2 separate regions of the Homo sapiens genome follow, and region 1 is linked to region 2. A link is a contact called in ENCODE Hi-C or POLR2A ChIA-PET data. All regions are on one chromosome and are shown on one strand. The core of a region is the stretch at or near the end of the contact, and the rest is flanking DNA. Distances in the headings are between cores, read along the strand shown. Region 1 holds the start of GKN1 (gastrokine 1). Region 2 overlaps ANTXR1 (ANTXR cell adhesion molecule 1).

Region 1 (4,770 bases), core at 28-2,527, 190 kb after region 2:
ACTGCTCTAGAGATTCAAGGTAACTTTTGAAAAAAAATTAAATTTTTCTCCCAATAGCTTAAAAAGGAGTTAAAAATTAGTCTCCTAAAAAGTCAGAGGTAGAAGAAATTTTAGAGAACACCTAGTACAATGCAATCATTTTACAGATAAGGTAACTGAGCTTCAGGGGTTAAGTGAGTTGGCCAAACTTATACCTCTTGTTCACAGCAGAACTAGGAGAGAAATCAAATCTAACCTGTGTCTGGAGCTCCCTCTGACCCTTTTAAACTTTGCTGCTATTAAGAGGACCTAGTTCTAGGTAGTCATTTTACATTTGCAGCCCCATTATAAAGTAGAGTCTGCCGTAACGTTTTCCAGTGTGTAGTATGTTGAAACATGAAAATAGTCATCTGATTCTAGCCCCTTTGCATCGTGTTGTGAGAAACCCGGCACTACTAGTTACTTTGGCAGGGTTTCTCGGTCCACCTCCTCCTAGACTCTCAGGCTTCTGTCTGGAACCACAGGAGAGATGCTGTGGTAGCTTCATGTTTCAGATGCTTTCTTAAATAAATGGCCATGCTAGAGCCCAAGGCAAATCTTTCTTTCTTGGAGACCCATTTTACTGTAACAAATGTGACAAGAAGTCTATCTCAGCCACTTATTTTGATAATAAGCTTTTCATCTTTCCTGAACATGCTCAGGAATTTTGGTAAATAAAAGGAGGAATTCAAGAATGAGGGATGATCGGCACTTTCTAGGGCTTAGGAACTGCTTACCCTGCATGGAGACCGGAATCAGGTGATGCGGAAAGTCATTTTGTTAAAAATAGGTCAGTGTGAGGTGCTCAGACAGCTGTCTAATCTCAGCACAATTATCCTTCTCTATAGAGATGCTTATAAATGCCATGATTATATAAATAGAAAAAAGATTTTTTTTCATTATTTCTTCTTCTAAAAAAAAGGGATACATGTGCAGAACGTGCAGGTTTGTTACATAGGTATATGTGTGCCATGGTGGTTTGCTGCCCCTATTGACCTGTCCTCTAAGTTCCCTCCCCTCACTCTCCACCCCCCAACAGGACCTAGTGTGTGTTGTTCCCCTCTCTGTGTCCATGTGTTTGAAGAGAGAATTTTTTTAAAACAAATTTTCCATGATGGGGCCATAAGAAGCAGACCTCCTAAATCTCAGAATATTGACAGTCTCCAATCATTTGGTGGTAAATTCAAAAGGAAAAATCTACTCACTGTGAACTTCATCTTGTCTTCACGAAAGCAGTGGACAGAGGAGTAGGCAAGCATGGACCTGAATGAGAAGCCTTCTCATATTTGTACTTAACCAGGTTGACTCAAACTAGGTGTTATCAGGTGGGGTCAAAGACTTACCTTCCTCAATTTCTCCTATCTGTGCCATGAGCCAGTGTACCAGGAAACCTTTCAGAATATCTGCATGCTTAGCAAGGAACTTTCACATGGAGTTGACCTGACTCATCACTTGTTGAAGCTGAAGGTATCACAACAAACTCAATATGATTTATGATAACTTCTCACCCAGTCAAAGCTGTGGGCGTGAGTATTTTACACGCTAACATTGCTCAGATTCAGAAAAAGAATAATCCCTAAAATCAAACAAAATCACAGCTGAAAAGCCACGTGTATACTAGGCCTTCCAGATAGCAGCTCCTATAGGAATGTAGGAATGGTTTCCACTTCTTAACTTTTATCTGAGCCCATGGCAATGGTTTTGCTTAGACTAAACATGTTTTGTGAGCAACTCCCACCAAACCTACCCCTTTTCTGCAATGTTGAGCTCACTTAATGATAGCACCATATATCTGGTACAGCCCTTTCTTCTCAGTCTGACATCTACTTAGTTACTGTCATTTTATCTCTGAAATGCCTCTCAACTCTGACCTTGCCCACAGCTCCCCTCACCTGGACTTTCACAACAGTCATGCAATTGATCACTCTGGTCACCAGTTTCTTATATTCCAATGCATTTTCTTCATTAACCCTGAGGTTGTCTTTCTGAAGTGCATAGATAGACATGACTCTATCACGCTTGGAAATTTCGCTGGCAGCCTACAGAAAATTCAAAGTCATTGGAATGGCATCCAGGGTCCTATGTAATAAGATTTCCAAAGGCTTCCCGTCTGCCACTTTATGCTATGTACCTACATTCTAGCTCCACCAGCGTTCCCACCATTCCTGGAAAAGTCAAGATGTGTATGTCTCCATGCCTTTGTACATGCTGTTGTTTTATCTTGGAGGGCCACCCGCTAGCCTCTCGCTTGGTAGACTCCTGTTCATTGTTCAAGGCTCAGCTCAAATATCACTGCCTCCATCACATCTCCCCCATCTGATAGATAGAACTTTCCTAGTGTTTGTTTTTTCCTTCTGGGAACTATAAAAGCAATATCTTTTTATTTGCTTCTAGATAATTTAGTTTTCAGAAGTTACATTAAAATAATAAAAAATATTTTCATCAAAAGCAGAGAGTAGAAACTATCAATTGGGCAGACAAGTAAAAGCTCAAAACAGGTTTGGAGGTGAGTTGGTTTTAATTTTTTTCCTGCTTTTTCCTATACAGTGAAGCTAGTAAATTAAATTTGCCAAGGAGGAAAACTGTATTTCATTAACTACCAATCTATAAATTTTCCCTTTGGAAACTTCGTGCCCACAATTTTCCTCCTGTGCATGGATTGAAACCATAAGATGGGATCACATGGTTATAAAGCTTGATTCGCTATCAACATCTCTTCAAAACTGTTGGTAGGAGTGGATTAGAACAGCTGCAGTATTACTGGATATTTTTTAATGTGTCCACTGATTTCTTTCAAACTCACTCTTTATCCACAGAAGGTAATAAGCCTGGAGTAAGGGGCAGACATGTGTGAAGAGGCCTTCATCTGCTTTAGGAAACTTCATGTCACTGAGAAGTCAATGAGTGGGTAGCATGGTCTCTACGTTTAAACTCAGCCACCAGTAGTCATCTTGGTACACAGGTGCAGTGCCCAGCACACATTTTGCATGTCATACCAAGGACAAGGGCCTGAAGTTCTGCAGTGGACCTGTGAAATGCTGGTCTGGAAGATGTTCCATGACAGACAGACAGACAGATAGATAGATAGATAGATAGATAGATAGATAGATAGATACATACATACATACATACATACATACATACACACGTATACACACATAGATACACACACATACATAGATACATAGGTAGAGTTCCGGGTCCAATAATCCCCCCTTTAGAGACTGACAATTCACATTCACACATCAAATGGGCTAAGAAATTTATAGGGGAAAAATCTCTGTTTCATCCAGGTTCTTCTCATCTTAGTTGACTACAGAACCTGATCGTTTTCCCTTTTTCTTTTATTTATTTGTCCTAACATCTCATAACAACTCTGGGGACCCCTGCCTTAGTGAAAAAATTGTGCCACCTCTGAGGATGCACCCTGGATTTGAAAACCCATTTGGGGAGCTACTGGATGAAGCTGGGAGCCAGGAGACCTAGATTCTATTTTCCCATCTTTCAATGAGTCATTTATTTTTTTGGTTTAGGCCTTAGGTTTCTTGTGGGTAAAAGAGAAGAAATTCCTCCTTTATACAATATTTGTTACTTCAATGGCTCTACAACCAGAAAAACTTCTTTTTCTGTACTTTGTGTGGTGTGGGAGGTTGGGGGAGAGGGAGTGTGGGGGTCAAGGTGGGGGTCAACCCTCACCTCAATCCTGGTCTCATCCAAGGCCAAAAGTCCTAATGAAGCATGAGCAAGACTTTTGCCCTGAGAACTGTGTTTTATGTTTCATTCTTCCCTTGAAGAAGAATGTCTTCCCAGGAAGACAGAACATACCAATGTTTTTGGTCACCTCCATAGAATCTAAAATATGCAGACACATATATGGTGCTCAGTAGGCCCCTTGTAAAAATTTTACTTGCGTAAAGGAGATGTTAAGCTACAGGATAAAAAGTGCGTTATATTTAGTCATTTCTGGTTTTGGTGCCAGCCTGAGAGGGGCTGCCCTACACTGGCTGTGATGACACATTGAGGGAGTCTCAGTTGATGGTGTGACCTCTGTGGCTTGGGGTTAGTGTGGAACAAATCAGCCCATGGGTAAATAGAGCCTGCCCTGCCTACAGAGATTGATGCTGGGCCATGCCAAGAAACAAGCCCCTATCGTCATTTTATCTCACAATGCACACACACCCAAGGCTTCATTCTACTCCACACCCTGTGTTGTGCTCAGTGGAAACTCCCTCCGTGTGGAGCAGACGGGATGCATCCCATGTGCAATATGCTCCTGTGTGCAACTGGAGGGAGGCCTGCAAAGGACTAAACTGCTCATTTAAAGATGTCAATCAGATCCCAAATGGTTGGAACCAAAGTGCTTTCCCACAGAAATCAGACTTTTCACATTCCTTCTTGTTCTCTGAGTGGAAGGGAATGTTTGCCTATAGGGTACATTTTAATCATTAAATATTCTCATTCAAGATTCCGTCTCTGCACAGACCTGTTAATGGGCTGACCTAGAGGTTATTAATACCTATGAAGCCCTTAGTAACCTTGGCTTCCTTTTCATTCTTGCTCTCCATTTTCTGATAGTTAGGACTCAACTGGCCTTAGTCCATTTGCCTGCAAATGATAATTTATTTGTTTGAGTGTGGAAGTCCCTTCATGCAGACTCTATTTCAGTCTCCTTGCCTTTACTTTTGTCTTTCTGAGCAAACTGCACACCAGTCTGATGGTCCTTTTGATGGTCCCCAGTCAAGTGGTTCATTA
Region 2 (5,014 bases), core at 1,202-3,701:
AGAATGCCAGGCCTAGTGATTCCTTGTGGTCCCCTGTTTTGCCTCTGTCACCTTGTTGAGAAATCCTCCACCACAACTTCACATCTCCCCTCCTCATCTTTCTTGTCTCCTCACTCTGTGACTGGGACTGGTTAATAGGATAAGCTGTATAGACAGGCTCATTGTTGACAAATGCTCATCTCATGGCATGAGAAATGGAACAAAACAGGGGACTCGTTTTTGGCCCCTTTCTTCTTAAGTTGTATTTTTGTGTCTCCGTGTCCTTTTTGCATGAGCTGAATGCAGGGCACTTCCTGCAAGTCCTCTCTGCCGAAGGGCTGGTCTCTTGCTGCAAAGGAGACACTTCCTTGACACACAGGCATCTCTGCTGTTTAGACAAAGTCCAAGAGAGCTGCTTCAGATAACTCCTTTATTAACGAAATGAAGCATTTGTCCTCTAATTTTAATTAGCTCAGTGGTTTCAAACTTTATTGAGTATCAGAATCACCTGGAGGGCTTCTTAAAACACAGCTTTCTGGGGTACACCCCTGAGTTCCTCATTAGTGGGTTTGGGGAGGGGCACTTGCATTTCTGACAAAGTACCTGCTGGTCTAGGGACCACACTTTGAGAACTGTGAATTAGCTTATTTCCTGGAGCCCCATACCTCTGTCAGATATGCAGGGGCTATGTTTAGCTTCAAGTCAGACATTCCCATGAGTGTTCTGTTGAGACTTGCTTATAGCTGATTAGAAAGACCAGCTTTGAAGCTGTTTCATTCTAAAAATTTTGGTGTCCCCGCTCCATTGTCAGGAACTCTGGGCTCTCCACTGCCTCCCGTCCTGTGTTGGGGAAGACATAGAACTATTTCTGGAGTAAATTTTCAGCTCTGCATGCAGGTACTCCTTGGCTTCCACTGATGTGAATTTGTGGTCATCTGCATACAAGGCTGGCACGGCCTGGATTTCTAGATCCAGCCCTGAAACAATCCCAGCCAGATGGCTCCCTGGGAATTAGGGACATGGATCTTATCTCTCTCTGTCTGCACTGTTAGCAACAAACTCACTGAACTGTGTTTATTCCTCTGTCTTCCGCACTGGACTGTAAGCTCTTGAAGACATGGGCATACTTATCTCCTGACACACAGCTTAGTGTTTGTTACTCGGCCACTATTTCTGGAATAAATGAGTGTGTGTTCCTGAAAAGGGAGGGATAAAGGAAGCATTTCTGATTATAATAAACTTCCTTGCCTCTCAAATAAGCACTTAATACATGTTACAAGATTCAATTCTGGTCTCTTAACCCTCCATATAAATGTTTCTTCAGTAGTTAAGATGCTGAAAGTCCCAACTGCCAAGAGTGGGCTGTGATGCTTGGATGCATTGCGTCATGGGAATCTAATCAGAGTCACGGGTTGGCCTTACGGTTAATTGTGCCATCTTATTAGATACCACCTATACCCCCTTTCATCCCCTAACCCAGGCTTCCATGTAAATTCACTTGCCCTGTGATTATAGACTCCATTTTCCAGTTTTGTATCCGAAATTCATTTCTAAGAAGACTTTCTGAAAATTTGAAAACTACACGCACAGTCTGTTTTGTTCCAACACAGATATGTAACTTGTGACTGTTCATATGTGGTAGTTAAACAGGGCATTAAAATCACTAAACTGCAAAACTGTGCCAGCTCAAAATATGATTTTTGCAAGGTAAAGGAGAAGGTAATGTACATTTTTCGTCTTTTGTTCTTCATAGTCAACTTCATATAACATTAACCATTACACATTTAAAAGTGTGAGGTGACAGTATTCGGCGCCACTGAGTAACATCAGGTGAATGTGAAAATGCTGCCCAGCCACCAGTAGTGACCTGGGGAGGAATATGCAGAAACCAGGCATACCTCATTTGCTTTCTCACTTAGGTGTGTCCTTGTGCAAGTCCAGCATGTATGGCGCTCCTGAATGCGTGTTCTTTTCCTCATTAAAAACCTTTTACATAGCACTGTCAATAGGAGCGTGTGTCCTGGTTCGAAAAATGCAGGGGTTGAATGAGGGAGGAAAGCCTTCAGCCTGTGCAGGAGATGTTTGTAAAGATATAAGAGAAGATGAGATACTGTGAGAGCAATGGGCATAAAGAAACCCAAATGAGCTTCCTCAGAGACCATGCTGAAAAACCAAAGAAAGGAGAATGGAACTCACAGGAGCCACCAGTTGCCTTAGAGGGGATTAGAGGCATGTGTGATGGAGTGAAGAAAAGGAGGTAATGCCGAGAGCAGCAGAATAGTACTTTCATGGTTTTCAGTCTTATTTGGAACCACGCAAATTGCTTTTTTTTTTACATGAAAAGAGGAACCTGGCAACACAACAAAAGCTGAAATTCTATTTTAAGCCAGTGCAGAAGGAATAACAAGACGCTGAGTCATAGCCATCTCCCCTTGTGTTGTGACACTTTGCCCTAAGAATGTCCTTCCTTCCGTCTTGTTTCTGTAGCTCAAAGCCACGGTGCTGCATCAGACTCACGTCAACTAAGAAACTTCACCTGTTTATTTAAAAAAAATCAAGGTAAAGAGCCATATTTACTGAAGTATGTTTTATTAAGAATTTAAGGTGTTTAAAACGGTGGCATTTTTATTGAGTTTATTATTTTTTAGCGTTAGGTTGGCACAAAAGTAATTGCAGTTTTGTCATTCCTTTCAATGGCAAAAACCGCAATTACTTTTGCGCCAACCTAATATATTATTTTGTAAGATCGCACAGTTTTGAATGTTCTGCTCTGAACCCATTTCCCCCATTAGTCCTATTATTTTCATGGGCCAAAATTCCATAATGCAGTCATATCTTCAGGAACACATTTCATGTTACAGGAGAAATGGTGATACACAGAGAATTTTCAGTGTATCTGCTATTTAACAATTATTGTTAACTTTGGACAGAGCAAAGGGAATAGTGCTGACAGGGACTGACTTCCTCATCCTTTCTCTGGTCTTTTGTGCTTTCCATGTGTATCATAAAATCCCAAGGGCCCAAGTAATAAATAATATTCCTTGGGTTTTTGGTAATTTGGGATTGTGAGCTCATGTGTAGTAGGCATTTACCTATGGAAATTCTATGAGGCCTGGGTTGAGGGACGAACCTGCCAGAGGTTTCAGGTTTCCTCTTGCAGATCCCTAAGCATTTCCAAACTTTTTCTCAGCTTCCAATTTACAAAACCTCAAGTAGTGTAAGTTTGAACTCTAGACCTCTCAGAGGTTATGAATTCTTAGGGACACAAACATACACACCCACATCAAACCCATAGCCCATCTTTCACTCAAGGCTTTAGGCAGCTTTAGGCAGAAGACTCAATTTCAACTCCCAAACTTTTATGGGCCCATGAAAGGCTATTAAGCCAAACATCTAGGTTACTGAGATAAGAAAATCTCAGGCAGGAAGCCACTGCTTTAGGGTCAGATGACCATCTGATTTCCAGATCCTGCTTTATTTGGGCCCTGGAAACATCTCCTATTTTCTCATGAGCCTGGCTATGCATTTAAGGCAACTTCTATTCTATTTTTTCCAGGAATTTTTGTTTTTCTTTTGCTGTGGAGTCTGCTGCATTGTCAGTCAATAGTAATGGATTTTTTTTTTTCCACAAATGATGACTTCCTGCACGCTCAGAGGTTAGCTCAAATAAATGTGCCTGTATTTAGATGACAAAGGTCTTTTTTGAAGCCTTTGATTTAAAGCACTGTATGTCCTGGGGGACTTCTGGGTTGATCTCTTAAAGCCGGCTCAACTGCTGCCCCCCTGGCCTTTTAAATTCTGCATGAGAAGCCACCAGAACAGAGTTATGTATAGAAGAAATGCCAATCCAGATCTGAAAAGCCATCTAATAAGGGCTTTAATGTCACAGCTAGAAGGAGATGCTTGCTCTGACCCTTTTTACATTCTAGCCTTCCATTCTGGCTCCCAAACCTTGTAAGTATTCTTTTAATTGAAGTCAAGAAATCAAGGGAAAGTAGGCAACTTGATATGGAAAACATCCAGGAGAGATGAGATGCTAGTTGATGGAGGATAAAGGAATCTTTCCACTGTATAGACAGCATCAATTGAATAGAGACCTCATGACTGATTGGGGTGGGTTAATGCTGGCCAAGGACTGCCTGAATCCAGTAATTTTACACTGTAAAAGTTTAGCAAAGGATGGTACCAAGGGTGTTAATTTGGAATGTGGTACCAGAAATTTTCAAAGAAATGAGGTCAACTTTTTTTCCCTCCAATTTGGAACTCAGATTTCAAATGATTTTTGGTCTCTCATCTCATCTCCCTTAAGACTGAGACTATTTAAAAGGCCCAATTCATCACTGTCTAAAGTGAGAGTTGCAGCAGGAGCTTTACCATTAGTCCACAGGGCCTAAGGGACTCACATGGTAATGTGAGAGAATGGCTGTGCATGGTCTCCATCAGATGGTATGCCAGTGTCACTGCAAAAGTCTGTGAAGTGAAACAGCAAAATAAATCCATGATTTCAGATTCCCTGAGGCTTGAAGGAGCAGCCTCTGGCCTCTGCCTGGGTTACGGGAAAGCCGATTTTTAGACACTAGTAGTGTCAGTGGGATCTGAGCAGGGCACAGAAGGAACAAGGGTGAGTTGATGATGTTCACAAGATGTTCAAGCTTGTTGATATTGATACAGCCTCCAGGGAGGGCACAAAAGAGGCTGCATCTTAGGATCCAGGAACCTGCTCTTTTAGCTGCTTCAGCGTTCTCTAGGACTGTGTTTCCCAAATAGTATTTGGCAGAATACTGGTGTCCTTCCAGATGTCAGTATGTTAATAAGTGTTTGGGAGAGTACAGGTAGTGACAGGCCAAGGAAGAGTTCTAGGGTCAAAATAAATTTGAAGAGTCACATGCAAATTATCCTATTAATGACTCTGAGAAGTCCTGCAGTAAAGGCAGTGATTCAACTTAGTTTAAGGATGTCTTTAAAACTCACTGTCTAAATACCTCTTGTTCTGAAGTGCCCCTATTCATACTTGCAGGGTATGATTGCCCTGACA

What was found. Hi-C counts contacts between places; a loop is a spot of excess contacts on that map. ChIA-PET counts read pairs that join two places held with the same protein, here RNA polymerase II (POLR2A).
Region 1: a map of PC-9 shows a loop between it and region 2 (5-fold over the local background). The contact joins the promoter of GKN1 here to the enhancer-like site in region 2. A Hi-C loop is called at or near these places in 1 of 168 maps with a recorded cell type or tissue (PC-9). POLR2A ChIA-PET finds 5 or more read pairs at or near these places in 1 of 52 experiments (BJ).

The regions. Positions count from the first base shown.
Region 1 is chr2:68,971,143-68,975,912 of GRCh38, reverse strand. GKN1 (gastrokine 1) reads right to left here and starts at 1,277. Exons shown (of 6, transcript NM_019617.4): 1 at 1,224-1,277. The coding sequence starts at 1,235. RefSeq lists a silencer at 3,555-3,787.
Region 2 is chr2:69,160,613-69,165,626 of GRCh38, reverse strand. The region is part of intron 13 of ANTXR1 (ANTXR cell adhesion molecule 1); the gene reads right to left. Among named protein-coding and RNA genes, the nearest start is that of MIR3126, 59 kb to the right of the region's middle. Within about 2 kb of position 2,451, at least 6 of the 41 ENCODE cell types and tissues checked have a DNase peak (open chromatin) inside an H3K27ac peak, as active enhancers do; they include PC-9, where a contact is called at or near this core.